Linked DNA regions of Homo sapiens: all the other regions are linked to region 1. The links are chromatin contacts, found by Hi-C or POLR2A ChIA-PET in ENCODE. All regions are on one chromosome and are shown on one strand. Each heading gives the region's core, a stretch centred on a gene start or an enhancer-like site at or near the end of the contact. The rest is flanking DNA. Distances are from core to core; before and after follow the strand shown.

Evidence for each region. A loop is a pair of places that touch in the nucleus more often than their neighbours do. ChIA-PET counts read pairs that join two places held with the same protein, here RNA polymerase II (POLR2A). Pooled maps may share reads with other maps.
Region 2: a map of endothelial cell of umbilical vein shows a loop between it and region 1 (7-fold over the local background). The contact joins two enhancer-like sites. A Hi-C loop is called at or near these places in 7 of 168 maps with a recorded cell type or tissue (CD4-positive, alpha-beta memory T cell, HCT116, HepG2 and 4 more) and 10 of 50 pooled maps. POLR2A ChIA-PET finds 5 or more read pairs at or near these places in 14 of 52 experiments (AG04450, CD4-positive, alpha-beta T cell, GM12878 and 11 more).
Region 3: a map of endothelial cell of umbilical vein shows a loop between it and region 1 (5-fold over the local background). The contact joins two enhancer-like sites. A Hi-C loop is called at or near these places in 5 of 168 maps with a recorded cell type or tissue (HCT116, K562, PC-3 and 2 more) and 3 of 50 pooled maps. POLR2A ChIA-PET finds 5 or more read pairs at or near these places in 8 of 52 experiments (A549, AG04450, CD4-positive, alpha-beta T cell and 5 more).

Annotation. Positions count from the first base shown.
Region 1 is chr17:66,506,932-66,511,910 of GRCh38, forward strand. All of the region lies in intron 3 of PRKCA (protein kinase C alpha), which reads left to right. Among named protein-coding and RNA genes, the nearest start is that of PRKCA-AS1, 93 kb to the left of the region's middle. RefSeq lists an enhancer at 320-614. Within about 2 kb of position 2,065, at least 18 of the 41 ENCODE cell types and tissues checked have a DNase peak (open chromatin) inside an H3K27ac peak, as active enhancers do; they include HCT116, PC-3 and endothelial cell of umbilical vein, where a contact is called at or near this core.
Region 2 is chr17:66,546,266-66,551,249 of GRCh38, forward strand. All of the region lies in intron 3 of PRKCA (protein kinase C alpha), which reads left to right. Among named protein-coding and RNA genes, the nearest start is that of PRKCA-AS1, 130 kb to the left of the region's middle. RefSeq lists a silencer at 2,572-2,754 and an enhancer at 4,723-4,984. Within about 2 kb of position 1,971, at least 8 of the 41 ENCODE cell types and tissues checked have a DNase peak (open chromatin) inside an H3K27ac peak, as active enhancers do; they include HCT116, PC-3 and endothelial cell of umbilical vein, where a contact is called at or near this core.
Region 3 is chr17:66,566,151-66,570,844 of GRCh38, forward strand. The region is part of intron 3 of PRKCA (protein kinase C alpha); the gene reads left to right. Among named protein-coding and RNA genes, the nearest start is that of PRKCA-AS1, 150 kb to the left of the region's middle. Within about 2 kb of position 1,586, at least 5 of the 41 ENCODE cell types and tissues checked have a DNase peak (open chromatin) inside an H3K27ac peak, as active enhancers do; they include PC-3 and endothelial cell of umbilical vein, where a contact is called at or near this core.

The sequences.
Region 1 (4,979 bases), core at 815-3,314:
CTGGAGAGCCTGCTGTAGGAGTGCAAATTCTCGGAAGCCCAGAGTTGGAAGATCCACGGCACAGGATGTGACATCTTTGTGATACCATGTATTTAGCGTCTCTTATGTGTCTGGTGTTTTTCTTGCATTTATTCATTGTATGTAAACATTAAATGTTTCTTGAGCATTTATTGTGTGTGAGGTATTATGGGAGGCAAAGGTTAAAAAACACAGTTCTTGTCTTCAAACAACTTATCCTTAGTGGGAAGTCATGTATATGAATAAATATTACTATTCAAATAGTCACTTCAGCGGATAACATACATAAATGCACTAGGTATGCATTATTGTTCCCATTGTACAGATGTGCAAATTGAGGCTTGAGGTAGTTAAGTGATTCTCCCGAGTGCAGTAGTAAGTGGAGCACTAAGCTTTGAACTGGACCTCTCAACTTCCAAACCTGTTCTTTTTCCACAGTACCACGTGACTGAACAGCAAAGCTAACTTAGGGGCAGTTTTCTGTCAGTGAAGGTTCCATTTTTGTGGGTGGAGTCTGGGGTCATTGTGACTATGAGAAATCTTAAAATGGTAAAAGAAATTTGGAATCATACAATCCTGAGACATTAACAGTAAAAACCTTCACAAGGCAGATTAGCAACGTGAACTAGTAAAGACAGGAGCATGTAGGGCTGATGGGACCGGGTGGGAGCTGGCAGCAGTTTGGAGACTTGGTTTAGGTCCTTCTGAAGAGGGTACAGAGTGGGACTTTTCAGGACATTGGGTTTCTGGAAAGATCCGTTTCAAGTGTCTACACCCTAAGCTGAAAGCCAGCCCAGAGAGCTTTTTGGCTCATGCTGGGGCTTATTCCTGGATTCTGATGAGTCATGTTTTTTAGAAGCTGAACTTCTAAACTTCTAAGCCGAGTCCCATTCAGTTAGCTGGTACCTTCCTCACCTTGGCTTTGTTTTCTGTTTTTGCTGCTTAATACATTTCCAGCAGGAGATTTAGGAAGGGTCTGTGGACAGAGAAGTAGATTTCCCAGGATCTAAGAAAAGAAGGTTGGTTTACTGTGGGTATTCTAGCTGTCATTATAACTGTGTTATTTTATTTATTTACAAAGGGATCATGAGCCAGAACCAATCATAACAATCAAATGAACCCACTCACTGTTTCAGCCTCTGATGGTGGCTAAGAGAAAACAGCAAGTGGGGAGCACCCCCCCTCACAGTCGCCTCTATTATGTTGTACCAGAAGCTGGGATCCAGCACCCTCAAACGTAGAGGCTTGTACTAGCAAGAGTCACATGGACAGTGGGAAGGTCCATTCTAATTATTTTGTTAGTAATTCAGTCTGTTCTATTTATTCTTATAATCTAGCACATTCCAAAACATATTTGTTTTGAGAATGATAAACCAAGGGGAAAAGTCAGGTTTTAAGAAGAATGTCATGGCCACGAAGATAACACTGCCGTTGGGCGTTGCCGTGGTTCTGACTGGGTGAAGGTTTCCCAGTGACCATCTTTGTGTGGAAAGAGCACTCTGCTCCTGATGTTGGGGATGTCATGCCACCCACGTACATCACTGTCCTCAGCATTCCAGCACTCTTGCCTATTCTCCGTGCATCTCTTCCACCCTGCAAGCCATTGCTTATGTCACCCTGATTGATCATGGTGTAACACCCAGCTGTCCTCTGCACACAGGATCCCAAGCCAGAAGTCTCAGGATTTTCTTGGTTGTCTCCATCTTTTTTTTGTTTCACGCACCTAATAGGTTTCCAAGTGCTACGAGTTCTGCTTTCAACTCTCTTTCCTCTCCATCTCCATAGCCACTGTCTTTGTGAAGGCCTTGTTGTGTGCTGTGAGTTGGTCTTACTGACTCTGGACTGTTTCTCCTCTATGAACTGTCTTTCATATTGCCACCCCGTGGTACTCCAGTTGTTGTTGTTTTTGTTTTTTAATGTGATTATGCACTCTCTTGCTTATCATCTTCCAAGGTTGGTACAGAGTCACTCACAGCGGCCTCACTGGCTGTTAGCTGTGGCTGCTGGCCAGGGAGTCCTAAGGTCTGCCCCACATTAGCTTGGGAGGGTAGTGCAGGTTTTTTACAAGGGAGTGGCAGTTTTCCAAGAAGGAACACCTCAGTGTACACACACTTAATAGGCTTCCCCTGGCGCTGTGTTTCCCAGTGTTTCATTGGCCAAAGCCCAGAGTCACTGTGAAGGTTTATGAATCAGGGTTCTCCAGAGAAAAGGAACGTGTGTGTGTGTGTATGTGTGTGTGTGTGTGTGTGTGTGTGTGTGTAAAGAGATTTAATATAAGATGTTGACTCAATGCAATTATGGAGGCCGGCAAGTCCCAAGATTTGCAGGGTGAGCTGGCAAGTTGGAGACCCAGGAGAGCCAATGGGATAGCACCAGTCTGATTCTGAAGGTCTGGGAGCCAGGAGAGCTGATGATGTAAGTTCCAGTCCAAGCTCAAAGGCAGGCAAGCTTAAGACATCAGCTCTGAAGTAAGAGCTGATGTTTTAGATTGAGTCCAAGAGCAAGAAAAAGCTGGTGACCAAATCTCAAGGCCTTCAGGCAAGAAGAATCCTCTCTTACTTGGAGGGAGAGGCAGTCTTTTTGTTCCATTCAGGCCTTCAACAGATTGGATGAGATCCACCTGCACTAGGAAGGACAGTCTGCTTTGCTCAACCTCCCGATCTAAATGTTAGTATCATACAAAAACACCATTGTGTAAACACCCAGAATAACGTATGACCAAATGTCTGGGCACCTGGGGCCCAGTCAAGTCGGCACATAAAATTAACTATCACAGAAGGGTGTGGAACCTGGGGGTATGAGTCACTGGGGCCGTTAGTGTAACCATTTGCCACAGGCAGACTTGTTTGGGTTATAATTCTTTCCTGTAAATCTTATTCATCTCTGTATCCCCAATGCCTAGTATGATCTCTGACTTATAGTAGGTGATCATTAATGTTTGTTGAAAGAGCGAATGAATGGAAAAAAAAAATGAAGTCTTTGATTCCCTAAAGAAAATGAAAATAATTTCATAGACTTGAGTCAAGCTTGTCCAACCCACCTTATTTTGTTGTCGTGGTGGTTCTGTTTTGTTTTGTTTGAGACTTTTGGCAACCTGAAGCCATGTTTTTTAGTTTCTATCTCTAGTGATAAGCAGAAAAGAGGGATGAGGAAGGGGCTTTACTGGCCCAACAAGAAACAGAAACTAAGAACCCATGACTGTATTCTCTCCCTTGGACACTCCTAGGAGTGGAATATCTGTGAAATGTTTCCTGCGATTCTCTCAGAATCAATACCAGCCACTTCCTGATTACAAGTTACCATCTTTAGAAAGAGAATTTTGTTTTCGGGGGGAAAAGGTTTTTTGTGTTGAGGGACTCTTCAGTGCTTGAAGTTTAAGCCTAACGAAATTATGCAAGATGCCCACTGAACTGTGCCTGCTGTGTGACCAGAATCTCTTAACCTCATGAGCATTTTTTGGTTAAATGTTGGTAGGAAAAACTGCTTATTGAAAGGCAAAACTTGTTTTGTCACCTGCGTATTTTAGGGTGATCATCCTTGAAGTGATGGCTTATCATGTAGAGAGGTTTGTAACCAATTGCAATTCAAAAGGGAGAAATGGAGAGAGCTAACAGCTTAAGGAATCAATAGCCTTTGATTTCTTTCCCATTTGATCACTGCCTTTCTGGGTATATTCCTGACTTTACATAGCCTGCCTTTGCCAGGACAGAGACTGTCTTCAGAAATCTTAGAGTTTACTATTCTTGTTCATGAGAAATTGTTATGAGATTGCTGTAGGAAAGTATGTATTTTACTAATTTTATTATTTTTTTTTGAGATGGGGTCTCACTCTGTCGCCCAAGCTGGAGTGCAGTGGCCCAATCATGGCTCACTGCAACATCAACCTCCCTGGGCTCAGGTAATTCTCCTACCTCAGCTTCCCTAGTAGCTGGGACTACAGGCGTGCACCACCATGCCCGGCTAATTTTCGTGTTTTTTGTAGAGACGGGATTTTGCCTTGTTGCCCAGGCTGGTCTCGAACTCCGGTACTCCGGTGATCTGCCCACCCCTGCTCCCCAAATAACGTATTTTAAAACATACAGATTATAACTGCTTTACAATAGGTGAGGCATTTTTTTTCGTGTCATAAAACATGCCTGTGATGAATGCCTTTAGGAAAGCAGTACGCCTATTGCTAGCTTTCTGCACTTCCAAGTCCCAAGCCTATTCCTCCTCATCCCTTTTTCAAGGCAGGAAGCTTTGTAGAATGAGCATGGGATATCAGTGTTTAAAACATAAGAATTTCATACTCGAAAATGATCTTCTCTGTGGAGGTGGGTGATTTTAGGTTTCTAGATATTAAGCTTGTATTATGACTCATTTGTTCTTAAACAGGTTGTTCTCCAGTTACTAAAATTAATCACAAAAGACCAAGGAAGCTTGAAAAAGAAGGGGAGTTCATACAGCAGGTCTTAAAATTAGAAAGGCAGGGCTGCTCTCTTTTGCATTTGCTCAGTTTGAATGATGCACCAGGATTTAGGTAATTCATCGTAATCGTTGTTTTTTCCCCATTAAGAATTGGTAACTGGGAATAACTTAATGTGTAAAACTAGACGGGGAAGAAAAATGGTAGGCTGAATATTTAAGAAGGAATCACATTCCTAGGTATTAAAGGGGCTTGGGCTTGCGGATTTGCTGCTCGCTGTCAGTTTGGACACGTGTGCTCAAATCAGGTCATTCTCTCATATAGTGAACTTTTTTTTTTTTTTTGAGATGGAGTCTCGCTCTGTCACCCAGGCTGGAGTGCAGTGGTGTGATCTTGGCTCACTGCAACCTCTGCCTCCCAGGCTCAAGAAATTCTCCTGCCTCAGCCTCCTGAGTAGCTGGGATTACAGGTGCACACCACCACACTCGGCTTATTTTTGTATTTTTAGTGGAGACAGGGTTTCACCATATTGGCCAGGGTGGTCTTGAACTCCTGA
Region 2 (4,984 bases), core at 721-3,220, 39 kb after region 1:
TTTTTAATTACTTCATTTTATTATGTTTGGTTGTATTAGTTTCTAATATGATTAGCTGTATTAGTTTCTAAGGCTGCCATAACAGATTAACATAGAGTGTCTCAAAACAACAGAAATGTATTCATACACAGTTCTGAAAGCTAGAAGTCCACAATTAAGGCCTTGGCAGGGTCATGCTTCCTTTGAAGGCTCTTGGCAAGAATCTTTCCTTGCATTTTCCTACGTTGTGTTAGTTGCCGCTAATCCTCTATGTTCATTGGCTTGTGGCTGCATCTCTCCAGTTTCCGCCTCTGTGTTCACATGGCCATCTTCCCTCTGTGTGTGCCTGCCATTTCCAAATCTTTCTTTCCTTATAAAAATAGCAATCATTGGATTTAGGGGCTACCCTAATCCAATATTGGCCTCATGTTACTTCATTACATTTGCAAAGACCTTATTTCCAAATAACGTCACATTCACGTAGACCTGGAGTAAAGGCTTCGAGATATTGTTTTGGGGAACACAATACGACCCGCAGCATTAGTTTTACCTCTTCGTGTTTTGTTTTGTTTTGTTTGTGGTTGATCTAGGGCTTGTAATGTAAATCTTTAATCAATCAGTCTACTTTCCAACAATATTATACCACATCACATATGGTGTAAGAACCTTACAACAGTTTACTTGTATTTCCCCTCATTTTGCCAAGCATAAAATACTATTGCTTTAAGCTACTGTAGCATCTCCCATATCTGTCCCCTCCTCTGTATTCCTACTACTACTGACTAAGGTGAGCTCCTTGTTATTTCTTGCCTTTTGTCTTGAGTAGTCTGGAGTTTCACCAGTTTACCTTAGCGATCTTGCCCTTACCTATCTACCTTCCTTTCTCACTTAGGTATCGTGTTTATGTCTCCAGATATGCCTGTGTATGTTACATCTCTGTACTTTGCTCACACTGAACTTGAACACCCTCCCCTCCACTTATCTTTCAAACAGTTATTTCCCTTTCAAAACCAAGACAAGTCTTGCCTTCTTTGAATCACTCAATGCAGTCAGCTGTGGTCTCCCTCTGTGCCCTGCTATGGATGACACACAATCTCAGTCCCAATCCCAGGTCCTGTTACGTTTTACTGGATAATTTGTCTATCCTCTTCCTCCCAAGGGGATAGGAACCTTGTGAGAGTCATCTCCTAGCATCTAGGATGTCACCAGACTGATAATCACTGTTCCATGAATGTACACTAAATGAAGTTATCAATGAATCAGTAAGTTGAGTGCTGGTTTCACTAGTCCTTACTGTTTACTGAGAGTTGTTTATAAATGACTAAATGTTCCCTTGGTAGGTGTTGTGATGAATCCTACCTACCCTGGGTAAGTTCCTTGACTATTCATTGTTAACTTCATCGAAAGTTACTTGAGAATCAAGAGTCATTTTGACAGCTTCAAATATTGACAGAAGGCTGTGGACATATTTTCCAGATGCCTTAAAAAAATAGGATGATTTCCTCATTGAAGTAGAAAATAACCCTTGATACCACCAGTTCAACTCAAATATTTACTTGGGCAAATAATTATTTGCAAGCAAAGAAACCATCTTACGGCTTTTTATTCTGACACATTAAAGCACTTACCATGAGAAAACCATACAAACATCTTTTAGATAATTTTGACCAGAAACATTGGAAGGACATTCATGACATATCCTGGCTGCTTAGAGGTTTGCAAAACATGCTGCTCCACTCTTTTTTTCTTAGGCCTGTACACAGATCCCAAGTCATTTTTTAAATGTGGAAATGTTTAAAGGGTTGTAGTGTTTTCTGATTACAGAAACCATACGAATTGTAGCTGTAATTGTGGGGCTAGAGCCTGAGGGAGCTTTTCGCTGATTCTTGTTCGGGGGGATTTCCTTGAAGTCGACAGTGGAAGAACATTATAAAGCAAAAACTACAGCTCCTTACACTTCTCCTTAGCTGTGAAAATAAAGACCAAAAAATTTACTGAGATGATGGTGAAGGCCACCAAACCTCACAGGGCTGAGTCAGCTGGTGCCTATGAGGGCGCCCCTCCTTGACACTTCCTTCCTTTTGGCAGGAAGGAGAGGGGCAGAAAGTCATCTCCTGCCGCCTCCCTCCCCTCAGAAAATGATTTATAATGTTTGAGAGATCTACTGTGAGCAAAGTTCAACACACATGCCTAAAGGACACGTCCTCTAACAAATGAGGACTTAGCAAGCTGCCTACCAGGCACCAAGCTGTGTGTACCACACAGGTATTTCTCACTTAATCTTTACAACAACCCATTAAGATAGGTGATCTGGTGTCCTGAGTGGTGGCCCTCTCTCATGCATATCTGTATCCCAATCCCTGGAACCTGTAAATATTGCCTTATTTGGAAAAAAAGGGTCTTGAGGTGACCCTATCCTGGACTATCTGCATGGGCCCTAAATGCCATCTCATGGACTTTCGAAAAGGTGAGGTTGAGATGGGAGTGATGCTGACAAGGCAGGGCGGCTGGAGGAGGTGGGAGCTGGATTCCCTCCTAGCGCCTACCGAATACGTTTCGGCAAGTTTTTTTTTTTTTGAAGCAGGCTCTCTCTCTGTTGCCCAGGCTGGAGTGTAGTGGCGCAATCACAGCTCAGTCACTGCAGCCTCCGCCTCCCGGGCTCAAGCAATCTTCCTGCCTCAGCCTCCTGAGTAGCTGGGACCACAAGTGCACTACCACACCCAGCTAATTTTTGTATTTTTTGGTAGAGATGGGGTTTTGCCATGTTGACAGGCTGGTTTCAAACTCCTGGGCTCAAGTGACCCGCCTGTCTTGACCTCCCAGAGTGCTGGGATTACAGGCATGAGCCACCGTGCCGGGCCACTTTCTGTAATTTTAAGCTACCAAGTTTATGGCAGTTTTTTTTTTTTTTTTTTACAATAACCACAGGAAGTCCATGCAGGTGCCATTATTGCCTCATTTTACAGAGGGGGAAACTGAGGCTTAGAGAGATGGATTAAGGTGCTCAAGTTTGTAAATTGGGTGTGGGTGGAGCTCGGATGCATGCTCAGTCCTTCGTCCAGAGCCTGGGCTCTCAACTTCTTTCCAGTGAGGAAATGCAAATTTGCTTCTGTGACTGATAACAGGGTGGGTGGATACCAGCCAGGGTCTGGTGTAGCTCAGCAGGTTGCTCCCTTCTGCCATGCAATAATAAGAATCACCTGTGGCCCAGGCCTCTCTAAAGAGATTGAAGTCTTAGAGGAGGTTGGTACCTCTCCAGGCCACGGGACGGGAATGACAGTGCATTTGCCTGTGTCGTAGCCACCTGCTTTTAATCAGCACTTTAAAGGGGGCAGAAACCACAGATTTCACATAAATTGATATTGAGCAGTTGTGTGAATTCCATTTGGACCTCCTCTGGTGGTGGTTCTAACCCAAATTATTTAAAGTATTTGGTAGGAACACAAGCCACTTGCTGATGAGAGAGAGGAGTAAAAAAAGACACTGATTTTTCCATTCTAGAAATTTTATTTCTTAAAGCAAGAAATCCTTAATTGCCTCCTATGTTGCTGTTCTTATTTGCCCCTTTTTAGTGGTCAGTGGGGTGTGTTTCTTAATTGTGATGGCACAGAATTCACCTTGGTCCCAAACAAGAAGTGAAGGGGGTTAAGAAATCTAAAAGGAATGAAGTTTATGGAAATGTGAGTCACCTCTCGTCACACACCACTACCTCCTCCCCCAGTCAAGGAATTCCTCTGAAATTCCCTGCATGTTTCTCTTTAGACTCTTAAGACCCCTGGGTACTTGCATCTCCATTTAGAACAACTTGAGAGAATCCCTGGCCTGTTGTATTTCATATACTTCCCAGTGTCTCACACACACGCAGACTTGCTTTTCTGACACGTGCAGAGTTTTACTCTTTTTTCTCGGGTGAAGAGACGTAACCATGATGGAAAATGAGATCCCAAGACTAAAACCAGTTAGATGATGTTCATCTGCTTCTAAGCCAGCATTCTCTCACAAAGGCTTCCCTTTGAGGTCTTCCTGGGTGTAGGTCCTTGGGGAAAACGTGCCAAGTTTCTGCACAGACTGTCCCTTGTCTCTTGACAATTGAAAGTTCCACGGCAGGTTAAAGAAGGCTCTGGGTCCGGGTGCAGTGGTCCATGTCTGTAATCCCAACACTTTGGGAGGCCGAGGCAGGTAGATCACCTGAGTTCAGGAGCTCAAGACCAGCCTGGCCAACATAGTGAAACCATGTCTACTAAAAATACAAAAATTAGCTGGGTGTGGTGGCGGACATCTGTAGTCTCAGCTACTCGGGAGGCTGAGGCAGGAGAATGGCTTGAACCCGGGAGGCAGAGGTAGCAGTGAACCGAGATCGTGCCACTGCACTCCAGCCTGGGTGACAGAGTGAGACTCTGTCTCAAAATCAATCAATCAATCAATAAGGCTCTGGGAATAGAAATGGGAAAGATTCTCCAGTGCGGGCAAAGGAAAGCACAGTCCTGATTAAAGCTTCCTGCCAGCATTAAATGTCCGTTCATTCACTGCCTCCTCCATGGTGCGATGCGGGTGGAAAGGAAGCGACACATTCGTCTTTCTTGCAAAGAGCTTGCAATGCTGTATTCTGTTGAGCATGTAAGAGTGGGGAGCTGTGTGTGTTTTATGAAAATGTCTTTTGTTACCAAGCATAGCTCTTATTAAACGGCTTCTTTTCTTTTAAAGCCTATATAACATGAGTTACATGGGCGTTTACATCAATTTTGTGTTGGTATATAGTAAATTACCCCAAAACACAGTGGCTTAAAACAATTGATGTTTATTATTTCACAGCATCTTTTTTAATTGTTGTTTTTTGAGACAAGGTCTCACTCTGTCACCCAGGCTGGAGTGCAGTGGCACAGTCATGACTCACTGTAGCCTTGATCTCCTGGCCTCAAGTGATCCTCCCACCTTAGCCCTGTGAGTAGCTGGGACCACAGGCATGCACTGCCACACCTGGCTAATTTTTTATACTTTTCCGTAG
Region 3 (4,694 bases), core at 336-2,835, 59 kb after region 1:
AAGATGCACTCTTGAACACATTTCCTCTATGGCCCCTTTCAGATCTGCTGATGATACCTGGATTCCTTCTTTCAGAGTGACCCAGCCCCATCCCAGGGAACGGGCAGATGGGCTCTGTTGCCCATCTCAAAGTTCCCTTACTTTTTTTCTTTTGAGGTTTTATCAGTCCAGAAGTGGAAAGAAGATGGATGCCATTAGCTTTAGAAATATTTTTTATGTTTTAGGGAGAAAGAAGCAGAGAATATACTTTTAGATGAGCACACTTTAAAATACCAGTAAGACAGACTTGTTGGAAGACAGGCATTGTGAAGAACTGTTGTTGTTTTTTGGTTTTTTTTTTTTTTTTTTTTTTGCAACAGCTTTCCCCACTTTGGGAAATGAGAACTTATGCCCTCCTGAATGTTGTATTTGATGGGACTTAGATCCATGGGGGAATTTTATTTTATTTTTTAGGAAAAGGTAACCTACTAAGTATAGTTATATCCTTCTAGCATGAAATATAATCATTTATTAGACCAGAACTGTTTGTTAATTCAGCAGTGTGTCTTGAAAAAGAGCCACCCTCAAATTTAAAGTAGAAATAGATTCTTCATTCTACACCTTTTTGACATCAGATTTGCTTTCCTGGTCTCAGTGCAGGTGCCCCTACTGTTTGGTGTTTGGGACACAGCCTCCGAGTAAGTCCAAGGAGAGCTTGGGGTTAGGCAGTATAGGCCATGAGCCCCTTGCCAGCCTCCCAGGGACTTTGAGAGGAGCTGTTTGGGGCAAGATGCTTAATGAAAGGATGTTTTGTAATTTAGAGAGAAAAAAGAAATTTATCCCATAGATAACTAAACCCTCAATGGGAATATTAGAAAATACAATTGTCACATTATGTAATATTTGTACATTTTCCACTGCAAGTAAGAATGCGTCCTTTCCTTAATTTTAAAATATGGAAAAGGTCGACCTTTCTGCTACCGTAAGGAAAATCAAGGGAAAGGGAGGTTTTATACATGATATGGGGAACTTGGTATAATTATTTAGCTCAGTATGAAATTCTGCCACAGGAATATAAGGTAATTAATTTCTCTAAGTATGAAATGCAATCTTGAAAAACTAGGAAACAGGTGCCGAGGTGACAAGATAGGAAGAGAAGCTGAGTGTTGTGCAGTGGCACCGAACAACTTCTGGAACATTCCAGAGCGTGGCTTTGTAGCTGGAGAGAGCCTCCTGGCTTCTGTGTGGCGACCGAGACTGACCCCTGCTGGCAGATTGTTGCTAAGCCGTGGCTGTTAATGAAGCAGGGCAATAAGGCCCTTAAGCAGGAGATCCTGCCAGGCCACAGGCAGGTCTGTCTCCGAGGCTATGCCTTGTACCAGCCCTTGATGCTGTTGCCTGAATTCCCAGTGGGAAGAAAAATGGACCCAGCAGTTTTTAGTGTTTTGGTCTCAGTTTCCACCATCTCTCCCCTTTCCCAGTCTGGGATGTCAGTGTTTGCTCTCTCCTCCCTACCCTCTGTTACCTCAAGATTTCATGGAAATAAAAAGCCCTGCTAACATCACAAAGAGGCTGAAAATTCCAGATCCACCTCGGAGCCAGACACTTGAGAAATTTGATGCCAAGGTAACCTGCGTTTGGGAAAACATCCTTATTAGGTTTATTTAAGAACGATTTGAAAAATTCCTATAAGTGAAAATCAGATGGGAAGAAGTCCAAAAATCTGATTCATGCCATGACTGTGATACAACCAAGATCTTCGTGAGCCAGTGGATGGGGAAGAGAGATAATGTACAATATTTCTATGTGTTTCCTGGAAAAATTCTTAAACGGATTATAAAAAGCACTAAGTGTAAAGGAAAATGTTAATACATTGGACTGCATTAAATAATAGACCAGCAGAGGTCTGGCGTGGTGACTCATGCCTGTAATCCCAGAACTTTGGGAGGCTGAGGCAGGCAGATCACTTGAGGTCAGTAGTTCGAGACTGGCCTGGCCAACACGATGAAACCCCATCTCTAGTAAAATTATAAAATTAGCTGGGCATGGTGGCACACACCTGTAATCCCAGCTGCTAGGGAGGCTGAAGCATGAGAATCACTTGAACCCCAAAGGCAGAGGTTGCAGTGAGCTGAGATGGCACCACTGCACTCCAGCCTAGACGACAGAATAAGACTCTGTCTCAAAAAACCCCCAAAAAATAGATGTGCAGAGTCTTTATTTGTGGTAGAGGTTAGTGTTTTCCCCACTACATTTTCCACCAGCTTGTTCTGGGAGCTGCTTTTGGGTGCTGGTGAGGAGTAATTCGTGGTTTAGGAAGCTTGAGTGCGGGTGCTGGGTCCTCTGCTTGTTGCTCAGCAGGGTACTGGAGGCCAGGAAGGCTGGCGCTGCAGAAATCTGTCTTCAGTGCACTTACTGCTGTTGCCATGGACAGCTCATTCGTATAGCTGGTGTGGAGCTAATGAAGTAGGGATGTTTTTAAAATGAAATTTTAAAAATGGGGTTTGAGAAGTACATAAACAGTTCATTGTGGCATAAAATGACATTATAATCATTTAATTTTGAGATGATTTAAAAATCATTTCCTCATGTTCCATGTTCTACAGCTTACCAGTCAGGAAAAAGGATAATTTTGTGGGACTCAATGAAGTGATGAAATTGAGAACAAAGCCTTTCATCTTTGGACTTACACTTCCATGTTCCTAAAAGAGTTAGGCAGGGATATGTAGGTAAATCAAAGACTGGAAACGTAGGGTCTTTGGAAACTTTTTTCTGGGTCATCTTTTTAGTCTTAAAGCTAAGCCTTCAGTTGCCAAGCAGTGGTTTTTTTAATGAATGAGGCTGGTCAATAGGATATCTATATTTTAAAAACCTCAACCACAAGTAACACCCTACACAAAAACCAATTACAGATAGATAGTAGACCTAATTGTAAAACAATAAATGTTCTAGAAAATGACAGAGAACATGTTTATGAAGTTGAGGTACAAAATAATTTTGTAAACAGGATCTAAATAGAACTAACCCTAAAGGAAAAGATTAATCAGGCATTTTTGTTAATTGAAACATCAAAGAATGAAAGGTAGACTGGTATTGGGGGAAGATATTTGCTACACTTATACCTGTTAAAGGGCTTGTGTCCTGAATTTAAAAAAAAGGTCAGGTGCGGTGGCTCACACCTGTAATCCCAGCACTTTGGAGGCCGAGGCAGGCGGGGATCGCCTGAGGTCAGGCGTTCAAGACAGCCTGGCCAACATGGTGAAACTCTGTCTCTACTAAAAATACAAAAATTAGCCAGGCATGGTGGCAGGCACCTGTAATCCCAGCTACCTGGGAGGCTGAGACAGGAGAATCGCTTGAACCCAGGAGGTGGAGGTTGCAGTGAGCTGAGACCATGCCACTGCACTCCAGCCTGAGCAAGAAGAGTGAAACTCCATCTCAAAAAAAAAGAAAACCTCCTCCTACAGATCAGTAAGAAAGACAATCCAGTAGAAAAATGGGGAGGAGATTTGTAAACTTCATGAAAGAGGATATAAAAATGGACAATAAACATAAAGTGTTCAACCTGGGTCATCAGGGGAATGCAAATTAAAACTGCAATGGGATGTCACCAGCAGTCGTAAGAAAGAATAAAATGAAAAAGACCACAGTACTAAGTGTTGGTGAGGACATGCTCCTGGTATGCAAATTGCTATAACCACTTTAGAAAACTGTCAGTATTGACTAAAGCTGAATACACACTCCTGTCAGACAGCAATTCTTCTCGTAGGTGGATCCCCAAAAGAAACATGCATGTGTACCCCAAAAGTCATGCCCAAAATGTTCACAGAAGTATTATTCATAATTGCCTTAACCTGGAAACAACTCAGATGTTCCTCACATGTAGAATGGATTTTTTTGTATAATCCTATCATGGGGTACTGTGCAGCCCTGAATGAAAAACCTGTTATGTGCAACAAAAGTGTGATGTCTTGCAGACATAACACTGAGAGAAAGAACCCAGGCACAGAATTGTTTTCTGTATATAAAACTCAAAAAGAGGCAACACTCATCTCTAGTGCCTAGGGGTCAAGGTAACCACATCTTGCTGGGGAGAAGAGTGACTAGAACAGGCACAAGGGGACTTCTGGGGCTCTCGTTCCATTCTGACGATGGACGGGTTTGTGGATACACAGGCGAGATTATGTTGTGAGAATCCATCAGGCTGCATATTATGACTTGTGCATGTAAAACATGTATGCTACACCTATTAAAACGTGTTTGTTTTAGAAATGCCTTCAGTATGTACAGCTATGATAGATCAACAGAAAAAATAAAACACTTTAAAATTTCTTTAAAAATTTTTAAAAAGCAGTGCCTTCAAACACCCAGGCTATTGTGCAGCGTGTTGCTACTGTCTGTGATGCCTGCGAGGCATGGGTGAGAGGAGGAGGCGGTGCCAGTGAGTAGAGTGAGATCGTGATATTGCTAAATCACTTTCTTAGGGTGTGAAAGACTCTGCTTTAGCTCTTTTTCGGGCTTTTCTGCCATGCCTTACTAGTTTTGGCAGTTTTCCTATTAAAATTATATGTAATGTCTTGATATAACTGTGCTCGTCTGGAGCTGTGTATTTAAATAGCTGTAAACTTCTCAACCCAAATTGTGGGAATTAAATTTCCATTAGCAGATTGGCAGCATAATCTGGTGGGATGTTCTCTGGGCCCAAAGCCAAGAGC